Regions from separate parts of the Mus musculus genome. Here region 1 is linked to region 2. Evidence: chromatin contacts called from ENCODE Hi-C data. All regions are on one chromosome and are shown on one strand. Each heading gives the region's core, a stretch centred on a gene start or an enhancer-like site at or near the end of the contact. The rest is flanking DNA. Distances are from core to core; before and after follow the strand shown.

What was found. A loop is a pair of places that touch in the nucleus more often than their neighbours do.
Region 1: a loop to region 2 is called in a map of heart, with 14 times the contacts of the local background. The contact joins the promoter of Tpk1 here to the promoter of Hipk2 in region 2. A Hi-C loop is called at or near these places in 2 of 37 maps with a recorded cell type or tissue (heart and v-Abl transformed pro-B cells).

Annotation. Positions count from the first base shown.
Region 1 is chr6:43,663,507-43,667,856 of GRCm38, reverse strand. Tpk1 (thiamine pyrophosphokinase) reads left to right here and starts at 1,579. Exons shown (of 9, transcript NM_013861.4): 1 at 1,579-1,721; 2 at 2,040-2,097. The coding sequence starts at 2,055.
Region 2 is chr6:38,874,155-38,878,791 of GRCm38, reverse strand. Hipk2 (homeodomain interacting protein kinase 2) reads left to right here and starts at 2,602. Exons shown (of 15, transcript NM_010433.2): 1 at 2,602-2,993. The coding sequence starts at 2,975. It also overlaps a transcript of Tbxas1 not described here.

The DNA.
Region 1 (4,350 bases), core at 330-2,829, 4.8 Mb before region 2:
GGACAACTGGAAGAAGTCTGAGCTGACACTTGTGAGGAGAGGGGAAAAGGGAGAGGCAGGAGAGGAGATGGTAAACAAAAGGACCAGGTATGCAAAATGGCTGGATTATATGGGAAGGGCTGGAGACATTTAGAGTAGGAGGTGGGGTATGCCATCCGTACCCTGAAACAGCTAGGAACTGAGCAATGCAGAGGGAACCTGACAACCAGGTCCATGTTGGCTCTTTGTCATGGGTTTGAGATCTAACAACTTTTCCAAACAACCATGGCAACAAATAATCTAAATTAGAAGTGGGCCAATGACTTGAATAGCCATGTCTCAAGAAAGGATGCATACATGGCCAAAAAAGCATAAACAATACTGCCCGCCATCGCAAATCCCCAGGGAGTTAAAATAAAACCACAACAGGATATCAACATGAGAGAGATGAGAGATGGAAGAGAGGGACAGTGATAAGGATTCTTACAAAGGGAAAGTAAGGAAGCTGGGCAAGGATGCAGAGAAAGAGAAACTCGATCATGGTTAATGGAAGTTTAAGTTAGCGTAGACCTATGGAAAACACAATGGAAACTCCTTAACTAAACAGGTGATAGAACTACCATATGGTTCACTCATCCCACTGCTGGGCATACATCCAAAGAGAATGGAAAACACAGTCAAATGCTCTGTACTCTTATGTTTATTGAAGTAGCATTCCTTTGCAAAGATATTGTAATAGAGAAATGGCATTCTTCAGTAATAAAAATAATGAAATAATGGAATTTACAGAGATGTGGATGGGACGGGAGGACATTATGCCTGCCAAGTGAAGTAAGTTGTCAAAGAAAGGCAAATAGTGTATGTTCTGCTAGCTAGAAGCTAAAATGTTGGCATCAAAACTGGAAAGAATTGAATAATGATTGCCCAAGTTTGGGAAGTGTATTTGGAATCTTTAAATAGAAAGAAATGGATGTTTGAGTTAAAAAGATTAAAAAGGACTTACCTATTACCCGACTGGGGAAGGGGAAGTTCATCAGTTAGAATGTTTGACTAGCTGGATACCCAGCACCAGCCACATTAACTTGACATAGTAGTCATGATTGAAAGAGCAGTACTTAGAAGGAAGAAACAGGAGGACCAGATGAATGAAGTCATCTTTCGCTACACAGTGATTTTTGAGGCTAGCTCGGTATACCTGGAACTGGTTTTTAAACGCAGGGATGGGTCTCTGTTATTTCTGGGCCAGCAGGAGACCTACAGGTTCTCAGAATTTTTGAGTCCTCATCTATGCTGGCTTAGAGATGGTGGTGGTGAAATTTTGGTTCTTTGGCTTTGCTAAAAAAAAAAAAAAAAGCTGCATTCCTACAACGTGGTGATTTATTTTAAAGGGTTCCCATTGGTATGTTTACAAAGCACTGTTTGTGCAAAGCACGGGAAGCAGAAGATGAAAGAGAAGGTGGACTCAGTGGACTGGGTGTAACAGATGGGCGAAGGTGGATGGAATTCTCCACTGTGCAGGGAACTGAGCACAGCAGGCTGGTACTAAGCACCCCGCGGTTGCTAGAAGCTACGCAGGCGGCAGCCAGGGGCCCCTCCGGAAGAGGCGGGGCTCTGTGCTCGCGCACGAAGCCCTCTCCCGCGAACGCGCGGCGCGCCCCAGGCTCCGCAGCCGAGCGCCGAGCTTTCGATCCGTCACTCCCGCAGCCCTCGCTCGCGTCGCTCGTGGCTCCACCCGCCATTGTGTAAGTGCGCGGCTGCCGGCGCGGGCTGGCGGGGCGGGGGCGCGGGAAAGAGGGAGCGAGGGAGGCCGCCCCTCGCCGCCAGTCCCCGGATGGAAGCTGGGGCGTCTGGGTGAATAGAGGCAGTGGCCGGAGCTGGAGCCTGGAGCTCGCTTGAGATTCCAGGTTCTCCAGCCTCTGCCTGGGACTTTCCCCCGCCCACCGCTGCACCTTCCTGGCCTCCCGTAGTGCCGGGTCCAAAGTGCCTGCTGCGGGATGCTTACTCCTGTCGCAGAATTACGTTTGGGAAATAACTTGGGACTTATTTTGTTTTCCATACAGAATCCATTCCCCGCTATGGAGCATGCCTTTACCCCGTTGGAACCCCTGCTACCTACGGGTACCGTATTCTTTACCATGCTACAGTGTCAGCACGAGCCCCGCAGAGGGACCTCATTCCTACCCTGAAGGCCTTAACCGAAAACTCCATTTCCTTTTTCCTGTGCGCAAGTTAGCAACCACACCTGTGCCTCTGTTTCCCTGTTTGGAAAGTGAACATAAATATTTAGTCTTTGCCCTGTAGAACTTTTGTGAGGACTGAGCGAGTTGATACAGTTTGTATCCTCTACCTGATATTCCAAGAGTAAACAACCAACATGCCAAACACACATATCCAACCGTGGAACATTTGACACTGGGAACGTGAGGGATGTCCATAGCTGTCTGTCAGGGACGTTTCTAATCATCTTGAAAGTACCTGAACTTAGTACAAGATCAGTACATGGTTACATACAGTGTCTTGAAGTTTTAACCCTAAGGCTTTTAATTTTTATTATAAAACTTGGTGCTGGGGATTGAGTCCAGAGCCTTGAAAATGCTAGGTAAGATACACTTATCAGTAAACTGATTACCCAGCCCATAGGATTTTTATTTCTCAAACTTTGAAGTTATTGTACTTCACATGATGACATGTGGAATGAGTTTTATTAGTAGCATTTATTCTTATGTAATTTGACTACAGTGATAAATTGTAAGGCTAGTTAGTTGTATTTAATTTTCAAGTTACACTTTTTATCTATGGATGTTTGTGTAGGTACATGTGCGCATATGCATATGGGGGTCAGATGTCATTCTGGGGTGTCATTCCTCAGGTGCTGTCATCCACTTTGTTTCTGAGTTTCTCACTGACCTGGAAATAATTGATTAGGCTAGGCTGGCCAGCTGGCCAACTGGATAGGGACCCCAGGTATCTTTCTGGGGCTACCTCTCTAGATATAGGATTATACGCATTAGCTACTATGCCATGTCTCTGGTGTCTATGGTCCTGTGAACCACCTTGTATACCTCTAGTCTACTGTTGATTCTTTTTATCTTATATAAGTGAGGGAAATAGTGATAGATTGAGAATTAAAACAGGTTGTTTTATTAATGTGGTTATGAGGTTTCCGGTTTCTCACTGTAAACAGTTTTTCAGACATAAAGCATCACAACATCTTGCAAATTAAATTTCACAGTTTTTTAATTATCTAATAATGGCAGAACCAATAGCATTTCCAAAAATAAGCATTTGATCCTGGTGGGCTCGCTGTCCTTCAGATTACTTATTAAGAATGTTGGTTTCTGAAAAATCGTCAGTGTTTTCTGCCTTGAAAGTACAGAGAGGGCTAAGTGGTGTAAGATGATGTTGAAGAATTTGAATCTATGGGTTTTAATGTTAGTCCTGCTGCTTAGTGGTTCTCGGACCTTACACTTTTGTTTCTTCATCTGGAGAGCAGAGGTCTGTCCTGGGGCTATTGGTGCTATCAGTGAATTCATGTGAAGCAATTCGATTCAATAGCTAGGAGTTGTTAGATTCAATGGCAAAGTCTCAGAGCAAACAAAATGGCACTGGGAGTTCAGGGCCAGTTCTGAGATGGGAATAGTAATGTATAGGAATTGAAGTGCTTTGCCTTCGATTTTATAACCGGCTCAGTGGAGAAGCCTTGACTCTTTAATTTTGTGCACTTTTATGTCTACACTGGAGCAAGGCCTGTAACACTGTGGTGTAGATACCTGTGTCAGATACAAAATTGCCAAGCCAGGATCAGTGTTCCTTGGGTGGTTTTTCAGAATTTCTTCCTCTGTATTCCTATCTCACTTTTAACTTTGGCCTTGAAAACAGGGACCACAGGCATGTTTCTGCTGACTTTAGGTCCATGTAAGATGGAGTAAAATTGAATGGTAACTCTGAGACCAGCACAGTGCCTAGTCCCATTTTTATTGGAGGGCTTTTCTTTTTTTTTAATCAAGTAAATAAAGCCTTCCCCAAACCACTAATATTTTACTGTCGTCTTCTGGAAATAACTGTTAATACTTATTTCAGACAGAAAGGATATTTATTATACATTGTTTTGCAGATGACTAGTTTGGAACAGTGAGTTAAAATGTGTATGTATTTTAACTTTGATGTTTTATGAGATCCTTGTACATTTTTTTCTGAAAGAAAAATAGAAGTGTTTGTAAGTAAACAGACCATTCTACTTAGCTGGGGTCTCAGCTTAGTGGTAAAGTATGTGCCTTGCAGGTCTGTGCCTTATGCTTGTGCTCCATCCTCCTCACTAAAGGCAAACAGCTTTACACCTTCTTCTCAAGTGTGGGCTCAAATGTTTAAATA
Region 2 (4,637 bases), core at 1,353-3,852:
AAGCCTGATGGGAAACTTGCCCCAAGGAGCTGCCAGTACAGGTGGGGTAGAAGATTTACACCGAAAGGAGGATCATCCTAGGGAAAGAAAGGATGAAAATCAGTAGGGCTTTGGAATAGTAATCATTACCTCTTCTTGAACCCCTACTATTTAAACAAATTCTCTTGAATCTAATCTCAGAAGCAGTGGTGAGAAGTGTATGAAACACTTTGTTTGTTTGTTTGTTTGTTTGTTTAAAGTCAAGTTCCTAATCACTGTGCTGATACAGGTGAGGACACAATAAGTTATCATTACCACCCATTGCCTACATACACCAGGCAATGAATAGTTGCTAGGGATAACATGTTAAGTAAGACCTGTGTGGTTTCTGCCCTCATTGAGCTTATAGTTAGAGATACACTGCCCAGTATGGTAGCCACTAGCCACCCGTGCCTATTAGAATTAATGTTTAGTTCCTCAGGCACTAGCTGCATTTCATCATAAGTTCAGTGCCACAAGTGAATGGAGAGAGTTCTGTTGACCAGCATGGAAAGAGGCAGAGGAAGCAACAAGCAATTGCATATCTATGTAGTAAAGGCGGGGTAGAAACTGATGAGTGCAGGGGAGCGTATATTCATATTAATATTCTTATTATAATTAAGATGTAGAAACCAAGGTTCAGTGAGGTCAGACAAGGAGACCATGTTCATACACTTGCCAAGTGGGAGAACTAGGGTTTGAACTCAGGTTTGTCTTCTTCACATTATTTAGGTTGTTTTATGGAGGAAATGAGCCAACCTGCAGGGAGGTAGGAATTCTTTAAAGAGAGAAGACACCACTTGTGGGAATGTGACATTTTGGGCAAAGGCATAGATGAGCAAGGTTGGCAGAGGACCACAGGTAAACCAGTCGGGCTGGAGAGGCAGTGATTTGTTGAAATCATGTCCTAGGAGAGGTAAGTTGGAACCTGTCTGTCTTGACTAAAAGCCAAGGAACTAAGAGACTTAGCACTAGATGAAGGTGAGTCTTTAGAAGATAGAAGTAGGAGCATGGAGTGGCCAGAACCACTCCATTTGAGAGAGCAGCAGTATTTAGGAGCAACCGGCCATGAACAAATCTAGGGAAACCAGTTAAGGATTACAAGGGGATAGAAAGGGACAAGTGAAGAGTGTGAAGGAAGATCGTAGGGGCCTAAAGATCTAAAGTTAAGGTCCAATACTTTGTATCATTGGATAATATCCTTTACTGTTGTGGGCTTCTTGGACTGCAAAACGGCAAGGCAGGCCTAGATGATCTCTGAGGTTCCCCTTACCAATGGTCGCCTAGGAGTCTACAACGTGAAGAACATTAGAGTAAGGAAAGCACTAGTGTAATGTAATATGAAATATTGAGGCAAAGAAGATCGCCGTCAAGGACCATCCCAAGATGAAGTGAAACTTATTTTCCAGTAACAAAACCAGCCACGTGTGTGCAGGAGCTAGGTTGTTTTTTTATTTTTGGGTGGTGGATGGGCACGGGATACAGAAGCTGGAAAGATAGTGAGAAAACAATGGTCTTAAAAAGAAAAGAAAACAATGGGCTTGTTTTAAAGAAAGTTCTCCAGAGTTAGAGGTCATCATATTACATCCCCACCCTCAAGGTAGCTTCTAAACTGTTTTGGACCTATGATTTACAGGTAGGAAATACAATTTACATCAGGTGTCCAGTATTCATACCTGAAAATAAAGGGTTTATGAGACAAAATATTTTTTGCTGGATACTAATATTTTGTTGGCTTTTCAGAAGCTTTGTTGTCACCCACTTAATTTCTTTTATGAACTATTCATATATCAGGACTCAACAAGTTTTCGTAAGTTGGAGGCAAAAGGCAGGGCGTCCCGTGCAGACGTCCAGAAGCGAGCTGGAGAGGCAAATCAGGGCAGAGATCCAGGCTAGGAGAGTTTAGAGAACGTTTCGCTCCGGCCCGAGTGAGCAGAAAAAAAGCAAAACCCTGGAGCCACTAGGTGGGACCCTCCCACCCGGATGATGGAGGAGAGGGCTCTCCAAACATCGGGATCAGGCGTCCATCCTGACGTTGCGTTTTCCCCGAGCAGTTCAGGGAGCTCCCCCGACATTCTCCCGGGAGGACTACGCGCCCACTCCCTCCAGTCATTTCCCCCGCGTGTCGGCTAGAACGGAGCCCGCACGCGCTGGGGTGAAGACACTTTGCCCGGCAGCGGGACTGCTGTCGGCAGCAGCCGCTCGCGCTCCCCGGCCCGGTCGGCCGGCGCGCGCACACCCACGCGCGCACTCCCAAGCACGCACACACAAAGTTGTGGCCGCCTCCACCGCGGAGCTCCGGTCGGCGGCTGCGGGCCAGCGCACCGCGCTCTCGCCCAGCCCCGCTCGCACGGCCGCTCGGCTCCCCTCGGGCCGCGCTCGGCCCCCGCCGACGCCCCGCTCTGCCCTTCGGCTCGGCCCTCCCCGCCTCGCATCCGTGCCATCGGCGCTCGATTGCGCGCGGACTCCCTGGGGCTCTTCCCGGCTCGTTCGCTCGCGCTTGCCCGCCCGCCCGCTCGCGCCCGGCCGCGCCGCCCCGCCCCCGCCCCCTCCCCCTGCTCCTCACGGGCAACTTTTGCCGGCGCCCCCGCCTCACAGCCATGCGGAGCTGAGCTCCGGCCCGGGCCCTGGCCGCCGCAGCCCGCCCCGGCTCCCGCCCTCGCGGACCCGCCCGGCCCTTGGCCTCGGCGCCTTAGCCGCCCCGGGCCGGCCGAGCCCCCCGCGCAGGGCCCGGGCCGCGGCTACGGCGGCGGCGGCGGCGGCGGCGACGCGCCCGCCCGGCCCCCTCCCCCGGCGCCGGCCAAGTGAGGCGGTGATGCGGGCGCTGGCGGCCTGGGCTGCGCCGAGAGCGGAGACACAGGCTCAAGATGGCAGATTCCCACTGAGGCTGAGGGGGCCGAGCTCGCGCGCCGCGTTCCCTTCTCCGTTGCCATGAACCGCGGACACCCCGGCCCCGATGGCCCCCGTGTACGAAGGTAAGGGGCACCCGGCCCGCGATCCCCCCGCTCGCTCGGCCAGCCGCGGCCCCCGTAGCTTTGTTCTGCCCGCGGCCCCTCGCCCGGCAGCCCCCGGCCGCAGCCCCGGGCCCTGGTCCTGGGGGCTCGCGACCTTCCCCGGTGCCCCCATCCTGGGTCCAGACGGGACCGGAGCCGGCCTGGAGCAGGATCTTATTTCCAGGGCAGAGAAGGCGGCTGGGGGGTGTGTGCCGGTGGGCTGCTGCCCAAAGAAAAGAAATGGGGGCGGCGTGTGGGAAAAGACGGATCCGTGACTGCTTTCTGTTTATTTGTGATAAATGAAGGTGATGCGGTCCTCCCCCATTACCTTTAAACGATCTCCTTTCTACTTGTCCGTCCTCTCTGCTCCCTTTTCCAAACATCTCCACTCCCACCCCACACTCCTTTATTCTTCCCGAGCCTCCGATTTTTGGGGGGTGGTGGTGGTGGTGGTGGCTGTGGAATCCGATTGAAAGGGGCCAAGCGATGAGAGAGGGTTGAGATGAAAAGTCCATTTCAGACCCAGGCAGAACAATGAAATAGGCTCAAAATCTCCCCGCAGTTGGCGTGTGGAAGGGAGAATGTAGTTTGGCTTTTTGGGGGGGGCGGGGAAGGGGGTGCGAAAGAAGGTTTTCTGGCTCGGCCTGGGTAGATCGGTGCTGTGCACCTTCACCTGGCGTTGGCTGATTTTTTTCCCATTTGACTGTCTTTAGAAGAAAGAAAAGGTAAGGCGATACAGCTGCCTCGCGCACTCTTTCGGTTCTCTTCAGTCAGTTCCGTCAGCTTGCAGCGAGAAAATCAAGCCGGAATCAACTAAGTTTTTACTCTTCTATGGGGTTTTGTGTGCTTGTAGTACCGGGTATTTTTCAACCAAAGTGTGCCAGATTTTTTCAGTTATTTCGTCGTGAAAATGTTTCTCTCGTGAAATCATTGAAATAGCAGCCCTTTACATACTTTTAGCGTGGGTCCATCTGGCTTTCTTTCGGTTTTGTTCAGATATTCTGTGTATGAAATCGCAAATGAGAGGGAAACGGGTTTGCCAGGAACCAAGAGGAGGGGCTAGGGGAGATTGTAATCCTATAAACCCAGGGAACTGTTGGGCCGAGTGAAACAGGGATCTCATTAATAGTTTTATCTCTGTTAGGAGAGGCTGATTTAAAAAAAAAAAAAAAACTTATCTGAAAAGAAAATCTGTTATTAGTACCAGGGCTCTAAATGAATTAGGTTTCTGCATGGACTCTCTTACCATTCAGGCTCTGAATAACAAGGCTGTAAATAACCTATGGACTGTAAATATTTTTTCCAGAGTCTCTTAGAAACAAAGGGGCTGTTTAGAAAGCAACAGAGAAATGTTATTCCAGGGGCTTTCCTCTTTGATTCCGAAGAACACAAGGTCTATTTAACCGTTCCACACAACAAAACAAAATTTCGGATCACTCCACCACGTAGACTAGAAACATGCCAGTGGGGACGTGAACATGTAGGAGAACCCATGTCGGGCATTCATTGTTCATCTGTGTCTAGGGGAGGGGGGCTGCAGTCAAAGCTCCCACTGTCTAGAGTGTTAAAATGAAACAGTTTTCTCTTTATTAAGTACCTCCTTGAGACTCCCTCTGCTGGACACTC